Linked DNA regions of Homo sapiens: region 2 is linked to region 1. Evidence: chromatin loops called from intact Hi-C (ENCODE). Cell type or tissue: dorsolateral prefrontal cortex. All regions are shown on one strand. Links, peaks and the distances in the headings refer to the core of each region. The heading gives the core; the rest is flanking DNA.

Evidence for each region. A loop is a pair of places that touch in the nucleus more often than their neighbours do. Peaks named below come from ENCODE experiments on the same cell type or tissue, not always from the same donor. Only the 100,000 strongest peaks of a DNase experiment are listed, where the experiment ranks them.
Region 2: a loop joins it to region 1, with 2.8 times the contacts of the local background. A loop is called at or near these places in 67 of 110 quality-filtered maps.

Annotation. Positions count from the first base shown.
Region 1 is chr16:103,344-111,361 of GRCh38, reverse strand. It overlaps NPRL3 (NPR3 like, GATOR1 complex subunit), which reads left to right. Exons shown (of 14, transcript NM_001077350.3): 7 at 756-837. Among named protein-coding and RNA genes, the nearest start is that of MPG, 29 kb to the right of the region's middle. RefSeq lists an enhancer at 1-4,606. In dorsolateral prefrontal cortex, for the core only: a CTCF peak has its summit at 4,158 (motif pointing left); a DNase peak (open chromatin) is centred at 4,121; H3K27ac peaks cover 829 bases.
Region 2 is chr16:357,913-365,930 of GRCh38, reverse strand. No RefSeq gene overlaps it. Among named protein-coding and RNA genes, the nearest start is that of MRPL28, 8.6 kb to the left of the region's middle. RefSeq lists enhancers at 1,211-1,717, 1,718-2,224, 2,225-2,732, 3,361-4,208, 4,209-5,057. In dorsolateral prefrontal cortex, for the core only: CTCF peaks have their summits at 3,397 and 3,603 (motif pointing right); DNase peaks (open chromatin) are centred at 3,610 and 4,314; H3K4me3 peaks cover 1,998 bases; H3K27ac peaks cover 438 bases.

The DNA of each region.
Region 1 (8,018 bases), core at 1,200-6,199:
GTGGTGTGATCTCTGCTCACTGCAAGCTCCATCTCCTGGGTTCACGCCATTCTTCTGCCTCAGCCTCCCGAGTAGCTGGGACTACAGGCGCCCGCCACCACGCCCGGCTAATTTTTTGTATTTTTAGTAGGGACGGGGTTTTCACCGTGTTAGCCAGGATGGTCTTGATCTCCTGACCTTGTGATCCGCCTGCCTCGGCCTCCCAAAGTGCTGGGATTACAGGTGTGAGCCACCGCGCCCGGTTACCTGTCAAAATTTATAATATGTTTCTGTTTTGGCCAATTATATACTAATTATAATTGTGATAATAACAATCCAAAAGTTTTGTTTTTTTAAACGTTATCTTTTTAGAGTCTGTGACTTTATCACAGGAAGTAAAAAGAAATTTTATTTTAAGTCTATGTATATATTTTTAGAAATTTATGAAAAAGGATGAATAAAAGACTTTTTGGCTGGATGTGGTAGCTCACACCTGTAATCCCAGACAAAAAATTTTAAAATTAGCAGGTCTAGGCCAGGCGTGGTGGCTCATGCTTATAATCCCAGCAGTTTGGGAGGCCAAGGTGGATGGATCACTTGAGGACAGGAGTTCGAGACCAGCCTGGCCAACATGGTGAATACCTGTCTCTACCAAAAATACAAAAAAATTAGCCAGACATGGTGGCGGGCGCCTGTAATCCCAGCTACTTGGAAGGCTGAGGCAGGAGAATCGCTTGAACCCGGGAGCTGTAAATCTTGTGTTGTGATTCTTGTAGGAAATGAAGGTCCTCAGTCCCCATTCCATCACATCCTGCCCAAGTGCAAGCTGGCCAGGGACCTCAAGGAAGCTTATGACAGGTAAGACAGGTGGGTGTGCTTATTAACCTCCTTCTTATGGGCCAGCCTGCCTGGGCCTGAGGAGCAGCGTCAACAGGTAGGGCTCCCCGGTACTGACCACTGTTCTCCTGGGGTGTGAGCATCAGGGTTCCCTGAGGTTAGGGCCGGAGAGGACTGGGAAGGGATGGTCATGTGGCTGCTCTTGAAAGAAGTGACCTTGGTGGCCGTTTTTTTTTGTTTATTTTTTATTTCTATTTCTATTTATTTCTTTTTTTTGAGATGGAGTTTTGCTTTTGTTGCCCAGGCTAGAGTGCAGCGGCACGATCTCGGCTCACAGCAACCTCTGCCTCCTGGGTTTAAGAGATTCTCCTGCCTCAGCCTCCCGAGTAGCTGGGATTACAGGCATGCGCCACCACACCCGGCTAGTTGTGTATTTTTAGTAGAGACGGGGTTTCTGCATGTTGGTCAGGGTGGTCTCCCGACTTCAGGTGATCCACCCGCCTCGGCCTCCCAAAGTGTTGGGATTACTGGCGTGAGCACCGCGCCCGGCCAGTGGCTGTTTTTTAAATGGTTTGCTGAGTAGGGTGCACTCTGCTGGAACTTACATCACAAAAGACAAATCACTCTCCTATGTTTAAGGACTTATATTTCCCAATAGAAGAATGAACAAGGGATCTGAGCAGTGAGCTCACAGAAAAGACAGGTGGTTCAAACATGTGAAGAGATGCATCAGTGCATCACAATAAAGCTACACAGAGATCCCATTCCCCACCTGTTATACTGGTTAAGATCCACAATTTCACGAGACTCGATGTTGGCAAAGCTCGGGGGAAGAGGCATCTCGTGTGTTGCTGGTGGGACAGAGGTACAAACCCCTGAGTACCTTTGCTTTTTTAAACCCCTTTGCTGAGTAGCATGCACTCTGCTGGAACCACCACCTCCAGACTCCTCTTAAAACAGAAAACGAGCCCGAAGTTATACATGAGAGTCCGAAAGTGTTTTTAAATCAAACAGATGCAAAATGCCATTTTACTGAGCATGACGCAACACCAAGTGCTGGGCCACCTTCACTAGGTGGGTGTCACTGACTCCAGTCACTCAAGAGGAAATTGAGGCTCAGTGGGTGAGGCTGGGGCCAGCTGTCTCCTCTCAGTCTGAGAGAGTTGGGGTTTGCGACACTGACTGTGTGAGGGCAGCAAGCCTTGAGGATACCATGAAAACCTCACAGTTGTTCTGATTGTATTGGCTGAGCATCACCTTTATTAAATGTGGACAAGCAGGCCGGGCGTGGTGACTCACGCCTGTAATCCCAGCACTTTGGGAGGCTGAGGGGCGGATTTCTTGAGGTCAGAAGTGCAAGATCAGCCTGAACAACAATGTGAGATCGCATTTCTACAAAAAATTTTTAAAAAATATCTGAGTGTGGTGGCACAAGTGTAGTCTCAGCTACTCAGGAGGCTGAGGTGGGAGGGTCACTTAAGCCTAGGAAATCAAGATTATGGTGAGCCATGGTTGTACCATTGTACTCTGGCCCCAGCAACAGAGCCAGACCGCGTATCAAAAATGAAAAAAAAAAGGCCGGGCGCGGTGGCTCACACCTGTGATCCCAACACTTTGCCAGGCTGAGGCGGGTGGAGCACGAGGTCAGGAGTTCGAGACCAGCCTGGCTAACATGGTGAAACCCGCTGTCTACTAAAAATACAAAAAATTAGCCGGGCGTGGTGGTGCATGCCTGTAGTCCCAGCTACTCAGGAGGCTGAGGCAGAAGAATCACTTAAATCTAGGAGGCAGAGGTTGCAGTGAGCTGAGATGGCGCCACTGCACTCCAGCCTGGGTGACAGAACTAGATGTCATCTCAAAAATAATAATAAAAATTAAAAAACAAAAGTAAAATAAAAAATAAATAAAATTTAAAAAATACTTTTTAATTCTTTTTTTGGCTGCCTAGTGAGCCGCAACTGCCCCCACCATTGAGTTTGTTCCAGCCTTCCAGTGCTAACCATTTACCTGTGTTATTTTGTATGTGCGCCTCTGTATCTATAAGATAAATTCCTAAAGGCATTACTAATAGGGAAAATGGCATTTGTAATGTTGTGTTTCCTTCTCAGGGGTTTGTACCTCTGTCCCACCAGCAACACACGAGATGCCTCTTCCCCCGAGCTTTGCCAACATCGAGTCTCGTGAAATTGTGGATCTTAACCAGTATAACAAGTGGGGAATGGGATCTCTGTGTAGCTTTATTGTGATGCACTGATGCATCTCTTCACATGTTTGAACCACCTGTCTTTTCTGTGAGCTCGCTGCTCAGATCCCTTGTTCATTCTTCTATCGGGAGATATAAGTCCTTAAACATGGGAGAGTGATTTGTCTTTTGTGATATAAGTTGCAACTAGCATTTGTTTGTCTCTTGGTGACCCTGGGGACTGAGCCTCCCCAGGTGTGAGAGAACATCAGCCCTTGCCAGGTGATTGCTTTGTTTTCTGGCCCCTTCTGTGTTGCAGAATGGGACCTTTGTGGTCATGTAGTCTGACCCTGTCTTTGATTCATTGTTATCACACTAATGTTTTCTCTGTGTTGAGAGAATTACTACCCTCTGGCTTTGAATTGCCTGGTATCCAGTCTCTTCCTTGGACATTGTTCCCTTATTCTGAGTGTATGCCTCAACTCGGATTAGATTACAAACAAAAATCAGGCTAACTTGGAATTAAAATAAAAACCAAGCTGGTGCGGTGGTGTGCTCCTGTAGTCCCATCTCACAGGCGAGGCCAAGGTTGGGGGATCACTTGAGCCCAGGAGTTCGAGCTTGTAGTGCTCTATGCTGGTGTCTGAGTAGCCACTGTACTCCAGCCCCAGCAACATGGTGAGACCCTGTCTCTTAAAAATTTGTTTAAATAAAAACCAAACCATTGACTTTATATTTCTTTTTCTTCTTCTTTTTTTTTTTTTTTTTTGAGATGGAATATCCTTCTGTTGCCCAGGCTGGAGTGCATTCTTCTGCCTCAGCCTCCCGAGTAGCTGGGACTACAGGTGCACATCACCATGCCTGGCTAATTTTTGTATTTTTAGTAGAGATGGGGTTTCACCATATTGGCCAGGCTGGTCTCGAACTCCTGACCTTGTAGATCCGCCCGGCTCGGCCTCCCAAAATGCTGGGATGACAGGCGTGAGCACCGTGCCCGGCTCGTTGACTTTATATTTCTAAAGGAAGAATGGACTATGATTTCTTAGGTTTGAATCGTGCTGGAAAGTTGAAAGGAGACAAAACCTTGGACTGCCTGTTGTGTGATCTGCAGGCTGCGGAGGAGCTCAGAACTTGAGGCAACCCAGCGCCACCTAGTGGATATTAAAGGAGGACAGGAATCTGAGTTTTGCTGAAAAAGGCTCCTAAGCTGTTGTTCAGCATGTAGCATTCTTTCCTGACCTACGCATTCTGTTTGTTAGTGCCCAGGATCACATTTCCTCCATCCAAACTCCCACCCTAACAGTCTTGGGTCCTGGAGCTTGCCCCAGGGATGCTGGCAGCTATGTTTCTCTGGCAGGAGTCCAGGCAGTAGTACCCTCCCTGTACCCATCCTTGTCTGGCACTGGCATGGCTCTGCAGCCACCCAGGAGCCCCTCTGGGCTGTGGCCTCTCGTCTGTCCTCATCCCATCAGGTCCATGGTTGGCCTCAAGGGTCTGGTCTGCTGCTGCTCACTCTTCTGCACTGAGAGGAGGAGACTGAGTTTCCATTACTGATCAGGTGACCTAGGACAGAGCGCCTTTCTCCTGATGGTGACTGACTGCCAGATCTGGGGGAATCTCAGAACAGAACTGAAAGACCAGAAGCTGTGAGATTAATGAGGTTGGAGATTGGGGTGGGATTTTTCAAAGGAATTGTTCCTGGTTCTTTTTTTTTTTTTTTTTTTTTTTTTTTTTAATTTAAGGCAGGGTCTCACTCTATTGCCAGGCTGGAGCGCAATCTTGGCTCACTGCAACATCTGTCTCCCAGGCTCAGGTGATCCTTCCATCTCGGCCTCCCGAGTAGCTGGGACTATAGGCACCCGCCCCCACGCCTGAATAGTTTTTGTATTTTTTTGTGGAAATGGGATTTTGCCATGTTACCCTGGCTGATCTTGAATTCCTGGACTCAAGCAATCTACCCACCTTAGCCTCCCAAAGTGCTGGGATTATAGGCGTGAGCCACCATGCCCTGCCCCCAGTTGCTATTTTATTTATTTATTTATTTATTTGTTTGTTTGAGACGGAGTCTTGCTTCGTCACCCAGGCTGGAGTGCAATGGCACAATCTCAGTTCACTGCAACCTCCGTCTCCCGGGCTTAAGTGATTCTCCTGCCTCAGCCTCCTGAGCAGCTGGGATTACGGCGCCTGCCACCAGGCCTGGCTAATTTTTGTATTTTTAGTAGAGATGGAGTTTCACCATGTTGGCCAGCCTGGTCTTGAACTCCTGACCTCGTGATCTGCCAACCTCGACCTCCCAAAGTGCTAGGACTACAGGCGTGAGCCACCACGTCCGGTCCCCAGTTGCTATTTTAATTAAAGCTAGGGTTATGGTGTGGCTGAATAGCCTGGTGGCCCTGTCCTGCAGGACCTAACATCTGTGAATATAGGCTGGGAATGTGAATCGCTCAGGAGGCCACCCCAACACTTGTGCCATACCTAGCACTTGTGTCTCCCTGTGGATCCCAGTGGCCCTCAGTGACAGCATGTCACTCATTCATATGACCATTGAATTGTGTCTCCCAGGAGGGCAGGGATGTCTCTTCACTTTCTGCAACACAGCCCCTACACTCAGCCTGTGGAGGAGCACAGCTCATCCGCTAGGGGTCGACGGAATGTGTGGGTGGGAATAACAGCAGTGTAGATTCCATGGAGTGTGAAGAAGTGATTTGCTGAATGGTTCTCCGAGTTAACAGGACCTGTGGTGGGGAGTGATGTCCAGGGTCTGGCTGGGTAGGTGGTACTTGGTGCGGAGCCTTGCACTGCAAACTGTCGAGAGCAGGGTTGGTCCCATGGACCCTCTGTGAATATCCTGAGTTGTAGTACCCATTTCCATAAAAATGCACCTATATATAAACTTTCGTTTGAAATTTCAAGGTAGGCTGTTTGGAACCCACATAGATCTTTTGGGTTATGCAGCATCCCACTACTTATGGTAGGAAGCCAGGCCCATCCGTGGGACCAGAGGATGCAGAGGTTTGCAGGATAGCTTCACAGGTCCTGTCTAGTTCTAAGGTTAGGAATGGATGCTTTCTCAGATGCTAAAAGCTGAGGGGACTAGACTAAGCTTGTGCACATTTCTGTCTTGGAGATGAACGGCGAGAGTGTGTTTGAAGCCAGCCATTCCCTTTTGCATAGTCATTGTCAGGATGCAGGGCTTTGGCTGGGGCACCTATCTCCTGTCACAGACTGGGCTGGGCCCTCTTGGCTGGCCCAGAGCTGTGTGAGGGGCTGGATAAGTCTTGAGGAGGACAGTGTTTTCCTCCAGAGTGTTTTCAGACCAAACCATTAAACACCTTGCAAATAGAAGTGCAAGCTCGGCAGGAAACCTTTCAGGGCCCAAACCCTGCTTGTGCTAAGGGCTCTTGTCTTAAAGCTGCAGACTTAAAAACAGTGACAAACCTTTCTCTTTCCCCTTGTTAACAGACCTCAGTGCAGCTCCTGGCTTACCCTCTTACTGTGGGGGATTTACAGGCTGGAGGTTGGGCCGGCACCTTTCCAGAGCAGTCATCCCTCTGACATGTTCAGGGAATTTGCCCAGGTCTGCCATGGCCTTTGGGGCACTCCTGGTGGCAGCACTTGTCACCGCTCTAGGGAGCTGGGTTAGTTCATAAAGAAGCACCAGCCTCAGTGCAGAGTGCTCTGAGGGAGAAAGCAGCAGGTGGGTGAGCTGATGCTTGGGAAAATGGAGTAAAGTCCACGTGGAAGTTAGAGGAACCAACATGGCGTGTCTCTGCCAGAGGAGAGGGCCCCATGCCAGTGTACAAACCAGACCACATGACTGCGGCTCCAAGGACAGCTGACACGGTGAGGGCAGCAGAGATGACCAAGCTGGGAAGTCACTAGAAGAACCTTCATGTGACCCTCCTGCCCTCATTTCTCCATACCCATAGCTGGAACTTGTTCCTGGCTTTCCATGAGGTGTGTTCCAAGCCCCTGTTCCTTTCCCTATAACTCTCTCCAGTTTCTAATGCTCCATACAATTTGATTACAATTAGGTGTCTTTTTTTTTAAACGTTAATTTCAATTTTTTTTGAGACAGGGTCTTGCTCTGTCACCCAGGCTGGAGTGCAATGGCGCGATCTCGGCTCACTGCAACCTCCGCCTCCTGGGTTCAAGTGATTCTCCTGCCTCAGCCTACCAAGTAGCTGGGATTACAGGCACCTGCCACCACACCTGGCTAATTTTTTTTTTTTTTTTTGAGATGGAGTTTCACTTTTGTTGCCCAGGCTGGAGTGCAATGGCACGATCTCAGCTCAGTGCAACCTCCGCCTCCGCCTCTACCTCCCAGGTTCAAGTGATTTTCCTGCCTCAGCCTTCCAAGTAGCTGGGATTACAGGCATGCACCACCACGCCCAGCTAATTTTGTACTTTTAATAGAGACGGGGTTTCTCCCTGTTGGTCAGTCTGGTCTCAAACTTCTGACCTCAGGTGATCTGCCCATCTCAGCCTCCCAAAGTGCTGGGATTACAGGTGTGAGCCACGGCACCCGGCCTAATATTTGTATTTTTAGTAGAGACAGGGTTTCACCATGTTGGCCAGGCTGGTCTCGAACTCCTGACCTCAAGTGATCGGCCTGCCTCGGCCTCCCAGGTTTTGGGATTACAGGCGTGAGCCGCCACGCCCGGCCAATTATGTGTCTGTCTAGATGCCGCTGAGTGAAGCCCCCAGCGTGCAGAGCAGCCAAGTTATTTTCTTCCCTGCTGCACTCCAAGTACCTAAACTGGTGCTGGGAGCCACAGCACATGTCATAAGGCCTCACTGTGCTCCTAGATGGAGCAAAGACAGCTACATTTGAAACAATAGGAGCCTCCGTATTCTGATTCTGTGGTGTCCCAACAGCCACTTTGAGCTGCATCCTAAATAGGACAGAAACAGAAAGGCCTTGGGTGGGTGCGGTGGCTCACGCCTGTAATCCTAGCACTTTGAAAAGCCAAGGTGGGAGGATCGCTTGAGCCCAGGAGTTTGAGACCAGCCTAGGCAA
Region 2 (8,018 bases), core at 1,498-6,497, 250 kb before region 1:
TAAAAATACAAAAAATTAGCTAGGCATGTTGACACATGCCTGTGATCTCAGCTACACGGGAGGCTGAGGGAGGAGAATCGCTTGAACCTGGAAGGCAGAGCTTGCAGTGAGCTGAGATTGCACCACTGTACTCCAGCTTGGGTGACAGAGCGAGACTCTGTCTCAAAAAGAAAAAAAAAAAGGCCGGGCGCAGTGGCTCACGCCTGTAATCCCAGCATTTTGGGAGGCCGAGGCGGGCGGATCACGAGGTCAGGAAATCGAGACCTAACACGGTGAAACCCCATCTCTACTAAAAATACAAAAAAGTTAGCTGGGCATGGTGGCAGGTGCCTGTAGTCCCAGCTACTCGGGAGGCTGAGGCAGGAGAATGGCATGAACCCGGGAGGTGGAGGTTACAGTGAGTGGAGATCGCACCACTGCACTCTAGCCTGGGCGACAGAGCGAGACACCGTCTCAAAAAAATAAATAAAAATCATACCGGGCACTGTGGCTTACACCTATAATCCCAGCACTTTGGGAGGCTGAGGCAGGCAGATCACCTGAGGTTAGCAGTTCAAGACTAGTCTGGACAACATAGTGAAACCCCCATCTCTACTAAATACAAAAATTTAGCCGGGTGTGGTGGCGCACACCTGTAATCCCAGCTACTTGGGAGGCTGAAGCAGGCGAATTGCTTGAACCCGGGAGGTGGAGGTTGCAGTGAGCCACGATTGCACCATTGCACTCCACCTGGGCAACAAGAGCAAAACTCTGTCTCAAAAAAAAAACACTTTATGAAAAACAGACAGTGCTCAGTCAGCTCTGTGGGGCCATGAGGCTCAGCCCAGCTGCCCACAGCATGAGTGCTGTTCCGTGCCCCAGCTCTAGCCAGAGTTGGGATGTTGTGGCCACGCCCTGCCCTGCACAGTTCCCGTGTTCAGCTGTGAACTTAAGCCAAGCCCCCTCCAGCCCCTCGGCCTGCCCCTGACTCCCTGATGGTGTGTGTGTCCAGCACCTCCCAACTCAGGCCTCGGTGGCTGCCCCTCACTCACCACCTGCTCTTTCCCACCCCAACCAAGCCCCACGGTAAGCAGGGCTCCTGCCAAGGCCTGTAGGGCTTCCTGGGTCAGACTCTGGGGGCCCCAAGAAGTTAGGGGCCAGGCTTGGCAATGGGCTGGTAGGCGCTGGCCTCGGTCCCCCTGTCGGCCATGGTGGCACGTGCTTATCAGTGTGTCCTGACTTGTGTTGACTCAGGGTTGTGGGTTTGGGACCAGGCTACCAGCTGGCCAGTGGGAGAAGCTGCATTTGGCCTCAGCAGGTTACCTCCTCTGCCAGTCACCTCGATGGAACCCATGGCTGTTTAGTCCTCCCGCAGGGGAGGCCAGGCCAGACTGAGGTGGGGTCTGGGTGTGGCCAGGGCCCTGACAACTTTCTGGTCAGAGGCCACAAAAGTCCTTGACTGAGAAAAAGGTAAGAGGCCTTCCGTAAATGCCGGACCCATCCCTCAAGACCAAACCGTGACTCAGGTCTGGGACAGACCCAGCAGCTGGATCCAGCATGCTATTCTGCCTTCTGGGTTGTGGGGAGGGGTCCCAGGGACTGTACCGGCTCCAACATGTGTGTGGGGAACTGAGAACTGAGCTGGGAGCCCGGGCAGCCAACCTGGGAATGGCTGCTGGCCACCCCTCCCCGCCCTCCCCGCCCTCCCCACGCCCACCCCGCCCTCCCCGCGCCCACCCCACCCCTTCCCTGCCCTCCCTATGCCCACCCCACCCCTTCCAGAGCCAGGCCGGGCTGGGGCCACCAGACCCTCCTTCTGCCATCCTCACCAATCACACCTGTCAGGCTCCTTCCTGAAGTGTTGGACTCCGTCTCTGAGAACGGCCAGTTCTCCCTCACTGAGGCGTGCAGACCCTCAGGCACCTGGAGTGGGAGAGGGATCTGTGCAGAGCAAGATCAACCCCACAGGAGGCAGAGCTGCCCTGGGCCGGCCTGCACCAGCCCCAGCCTCTCGGAGCCCTCAGGGGCCAGGAGTTCCCCACGCGTGTCCCAGGCTTGGCAGAGGCCATGTGTTTCCATGACAACAGTCAGCCGCGGTGTCGGGCAGAGAATGGGCTGTGGACCTGAGGGTGGACTCCGGGGTGGACCCTCACGGCTATGGGCAGGGATCCCTTGGGGGTAGAAAACTGGAGGACTGGAAGGGGTGTCAGTGACCCCATCACTCCACATAGAGACGGGGAAGCCAAGGCCAGGAAGGGTAGGGTGGAGTGGATGTGAGGCTGGCCTGAGGCACCCAGTCACAAGTCCATGTCTGACCCCTGACCCCAAGGGTCTCGCCTGCTTCCTGAGTCCTGCTCAGGTGCACAGAGCAGCAGGATAGTGGAGGGAAGGGCATGGAGAGCGGGCGGGCCCTCTGGGTCGCTTGGCAACTCTGCTCCTGTCCTGTGCCCCCGTCAGGGTGCTGGGAGCCCAAGGGAGCTGCCGGGAGACCACTGTGTGTCCCGCGGGCCTGCTTAGGGCTCCGCCTCCACCTTCAGTCCTTGGCCGCCCTCGCCCTCTCACCAGTGCCCGTCTGTAACTCCAGCCCTCTGCTGGCCCCAGGCACGGGCTGGATTGTGTGGGGCTCCCAGGCTCCCTTGAGTCCCTGTCCCTCTGACACCCACCAGCCACCCAAGCTGGAACCCTGGCCACATGGCCACACCCAGCAGCCTGGGCTCCCGTGCGGTCCTGGCTCCCTCTGCCGCAGCGCCCCGCAGCCCTCCCTAGGCGGGCTCCAGCCTTGGACCATCCTCCCTAACCACTGCCTGCTGTCCTGGGATGGTGTCCCTACCCACATCCTGTCCCCAGACAAGCTGGTAGCTCTGAGCATGGCATGGGAAGGGCTTCAAGGCCGGGTTCCATCCTGGGACAGGCGGCTCACAACCAGGCCAGTGCGAAGAAGCTTGGATCCGGACCCAGAGTCCTGGGGGAGCAGCCGCGGCCCGAGACCCCCGGCGCCCAGAGTCCTGGGGGAGCAGCCGCGGCCCGAGACCCCCGGCGCCCAGAGTCCTGGGGGAGCAGCCGCGGCCCGAGACCCCCGGCGCCCAGAGTCCTGGGGGAGCAGCCGCGGCCCGAGACCCCCGGCGCCCAGGCCCATGCCAAGCCCGGTTCCCTGGGACTGGCCCCGAAGTCGCTCTCTTGAAGGTGGATCCCCATGGACCATGCTCCAGGCTCCCCTGGATCCCGGGTCCCTCTGATGGCCTTGGTAGTGGCCTCCCTGGGCTGCAGCAGCCCAAGGCTCTCGCTTGCTCCTTGCAGTCCTGCAGCTGTTCATCACCAGATTCTGCTCATCGGGTGCTGGGCCTGGGCCAGGAAGTGGGACTCAGCTTCCCGGGCTTAGGGGAAGCCTTCGAAGGGGTCTTGGCCAGGCAGTGCTGCTGTCAGAGCGCGTGGACAAGCCAACACTGTTTCTGGCTGTCACGGGGCTGGGGGCAGGGGGTGGTTCCGGGGATGCTCAGTGCCCTGCAGTGCCCAGGATGTCCACGGGTGACGGTTGAGAAGCCTCGTCTCCAGACATACGGGAAAGCTTTGCCAGGGGCCAATGCTGGTGCGCCCTGGAGGGAAGAGGCGTTCTTGGGACGCAAGAGGGCACTGCAGCCCAGGGGAGAGCGGGTGCAGCCGCAGGTGTGTGACTGATGGCGAGACGGTCTCCTCAGTGTGGCCAAAGACCCAGAGTCCTGCCCAGTGGGAACCCAAGGTCCAGGGAGCAAGGCCTCGGGAGGGGCCTCAGGGGGCTTGTGAGACGGGACTGTGTGAGCACGTGCACGTATTCCACAGGCCGCAGCTAACGAGAGGGTGGCGGAGTGGACTGTGGGCGGAGAGAAAGCTGGCAGCCTTTGCCGTCTGAGGTGGGCGAGAGCTTGGCTCTGCCCAGTGGGGCTGGGAAGTTCTCCCTGCTCCCGCTTCCACTGCTCCCACCCTTTATTTTCCCACCAGACTGGGCCTGGCCTTCAGCCCCTGAGGCAAGCCTGACCTGAAGTCCTCCTCTCAGCAGGGGCTGCAAGGCCAGTGCTTCTGCCTCTGCTGGGGGTAAGGCAGGGCACAGAGTGGCCCCGGACAGGCCAGGAGAGGGGCAAGGACCCCACACACTGGACATGAATGAAACACACGGAAACGCTTAACAGCTGTTGTGGGGACAGCTACCATGCAGCCATGCCCACCTCGTTCCTCCAAGGGGACCCTGGCATGGGCCCACGGGCAGTGCCGCCTGCTCCCTCAGCAGTCAGGAGTGGCTCGGGGGTGGCGGTGTCTAAAGGGGCTGGTTGCCATGGCTACCATAGGGTTCTGAGGCCCGTCATCTGGTCCCTGCCTCAGCCAATCGGCGGCAGGAGCCCGAGCTGCAGCCCAGAGTCACGCTTCTGCCTCCCAGCCACACAGTGGCCAAGAGCAGGGACCTGCTTCCCAGAGTGGCTGAAAGTGCTCGGACGGACGGCCAAGCCCATCATGGCGGACAGCGGGACGGTGGGGCGTGAGCAGGCACACGGAGCCAGGCAGGTGAGGTAAGCCGGGCAGGCGGCCGGGCGGACAGGTGGACGCGCCTCCTCTGCCCATTGTTCTCGCGGCTGCGGCCCTGCCCTCGGCCCACCCCACCCTCGAGTGCAAGCCCACACGCAGCGCCCGCACCCTCACCCTCAGACCCTCTCCGGGTGTCCCGAGGAAGGGTCAGGGGAAGAGACAAAGGGAGCAGGGTGAGGCAGGATGAATCCTGACGGACCTCGGACCCCAAAACCGCCCCGGTGGGTCTTCCACGTCAGGTTTCACATGGAGGCGGCATCAAAGACCCCCGACTGATCCAGGCCGGCGTCCCGGCCGCCACTCCAAGGTTAGGAGACAAGCCATGTCAAGTCGGTGCCGTTTAAGCAGCATTTTTTCGAGGAGAAAAAAAAAAAAGAAACAGAAGCGATATAAAGAAAAAAAATGTCCACCTATGACACGGGAAGCGGCCAGCCCGATGGATCAGAAGCGCCAAATCCCATTACTCGGGACTTCAGGGACAGGCCCTGCAAGGGCAGCTGCGATTAAGAGCTTGTCAATGGACTCTCCTTTAGAGATCAAAGCGGGGCGTGCTTGTGTGTGTGTGCGTGTGCACGTGTGTGCGCGTGCACGCGTGTACGTGCAGGAGCGGACACTGTGGGGTGACAGCACAGAGGTCGTGCACCGCAGCACCACGGGGCCCATACGTCGCCGACGCGGCCACCTCCACACTGCTTGCGTCCTTGCTGCCGTGTGCGACGTGTGTGGACGCGGCTGGGGGCCTGGGCCGGGTACCTGGTCCCAACACCTGCACCCTTTCAAAGGCCTCCACCTCCTGCTAGAGGCCGTGCCTTCCCCAGGTTCTGCCCAGAGGAGCCCGCAGGGGCCGAGCTGGGTGTGAGGACAGCCGTGGCTGCGTCTCCTCCCCCCGACCACGTCCTGCTGCCCACAGAGGCCTTGAGCTCTCAGTTGGCCTGGCAGGCGCGCCCTGGGGGTTCAAAGCTCCCGTTGACACGATTGTTAGGTTATTAGGTAAACTCTGAGACGTAAATCTTTTAATCCACTGTGGCTAATCCGGTTCACTTTTGTTTGCCACGACAGACGCCGCGGCGACAAAGGGGCCTGGGGCCCAGCACACACAGTCACACGCTCAGAACTTGGCCGCGGCCTCAGGGTTCCTAGGCAGTGGAGAGAGACATCTTGGGACAGCCAAGCAGAGGGAGGCGGCGGAGGGCACAGGTGGGCGGGGGCGCAGGTGGGCCGGGGCAAAGGCAGCTGCCCGCTGGGGGCCGCACTTCCTCACCTCCCATTTAATGTCCCCTTGCCAGCTCGAGGGGGAACCGCTGGGCACTGGGGTGTGCAGGTATCGGGGCCGCTGGGGATAGTGGGCAGAAGGACAGATGAGCACCAACGGGGGGGCGGCAGCGCCCGGAGAGGCGTGTGGGATGGAGGCCGTCAGGGCAGGGAAGGGCGTTCAGGTGAGGGAACAGCAGGGACAAGGACTGTGGTCGGTGTGGCAGGGGCAGGAGTCCCCCCAACAAGGACAGGAAGCGGCCTGAGGCTGCCCAGGGAGGTGGGACGTCACCTGCTACTTCCCGAAGTCAGCGCGAGGCCCCTCGGGGCATGGCCCCTGCACTTGGATGCCACCTCTTTTTGGGAAAACAGCACTGAGGTTGGGGGAGGCCAGCAGGCCCTGCCCTGTGCTCACAATGTGCCTGGGACACCAGACCTGGTCCATGGCCAGCCGTGGGCTCCATCCCGCCACCCGGCCTGTCAGAGAGGGTCACACACGGACCTCTGGGGCTGTGAGGCCAGGTCAGGACGATCACTTTGCCCAGGGGGACACTGGCACAAGGAGGTGCCTGCTTTGCCTAGGGCTACAGGCTGGCCCAAGACAAGGATGGGCACTCAGGTCTCCTGGGAGGCAGGTGCCAGGCCAGGCCCAACAGTCCCCTGATGTCAGCAGCTCCCGAGTTGGGAAGTGGTGGCCGCCCTCCCCTCCTACTTCCCCAGCCCCTGCGGCCGGACCCTCCAGGCAGGCCTACTTGACCACATCCTGGTATCCACCTGGCCCCAGTCCCAGCCCCTGGACACCCTGGGGTCAGAACTCTTCAGAAAGGCAGTGCAGGAGGACTCCCCTCAGGACACTGGGAGGTGTGGACAGTACCCTGGGATGGAGGGGACCGCCTCTGGGCCGCCTGGCTGGCCAGGCCCCCGCCCTGTTGCCAGTGCTTTCCTGTTGGCCTTGGCGTCCTGACCCTTGACCCCTGGAGGCCAGCGGGGATGTGGGGACTGTCAGGTCTGCTGGACGGGGCTGGGCGCAGGCGACGTGGGTGACGGCAGGTCTGGGGCCTGCCCCAGGGGACAAGTATGGACCCGGAGCCAGCGGGGACCAAGCACTGTGGCCACAGCAGCCGTTTCATTTCTTTTTCTTTTTTTTTTTTTTTTTTGAGATGGAGTCTCACTCTGTTGCCCAGGCTGGAGTGCCTTGGCACAATCTTGGCTCACTGCAACCTCTGTCTCCTGGGTTCAAGTGATTCTCCTGCCCCAACCTCCCCAGTAGCCGAGATTACAGGGGCCTGCCACCATACCTGGCTAATTTTTTGCATTTTTAGTAGAGATGGGGTTTCACCACGTTGGCCAGGCTGGTCTCGAGCTCCTGACCTGAGGTGATACGCCCACCTTGGCCTCCCAAAGTGCTAAAATTACAGGCGTGAACCACTGTGCCTGGCCTAATTTTTGTATTTTTAGTAGAGACGGGGTTTCACCATGTTGGCCAGGCTGGTCTCGAACTCTTGACCTCAGGTGATCCACCCGCCTCAGCCTCCCAAAGTGCTGGGATTACAGGTGTGAGCCACCGAGCCTGGCCACACACAGCACCCGTTTCTTTGGGCCCCTGCCCCGCAGCGGCTGAGTGGTTCACCCTCCACCTCTCTGTGGGTGGGTCCTCCTGACCACAGGTGCCCAGCCAATGGTGGGTCCCGGGGGCAGAGGCCGTCAGGTCATCCATGGCCATGGTGACAGTCACACTGACCTGATATTGGAGCCAGGGCATATGAGGTAGGGCCCTGCTCCCCTTCCCCCAGGCCTCTGCCTTTTGTGGGGACCAGGATCACTCCTGGGGCATCTGCCCTGCGGAGGCAGCTTTGGCTACAGAGCTATGTGGACCACTCCAAATAGGAAGCGTGTTGCAACATAGTTGGATGACACACCTGCCCGACAGGTGTGAGGGGGAGAGGAGGAAGGACCTATCTAGGGGCACATCAGTGCTAAGGGGGCTGCCAGATGTGGAGGCCGGGGAGGCCCCAGCCCAAAGTGACACCAACAGCTGGGATGGCCCAGGAAGCCCCTGGCAGGGTGTGTCTCTCAGGAAGGTGGCAGAACCTCCATGCCAGGCCCCAGGCCACCGTGGGGCGATGTGGCTGCCATCAGCCGTGACCATCACCCTGCTGGACACACACTGCCCAGTGGTCAGTTCCACCCCTCAGGGCCTCAGCCGTGATGCCCGTCTCCTTCAGTGGGTTAAC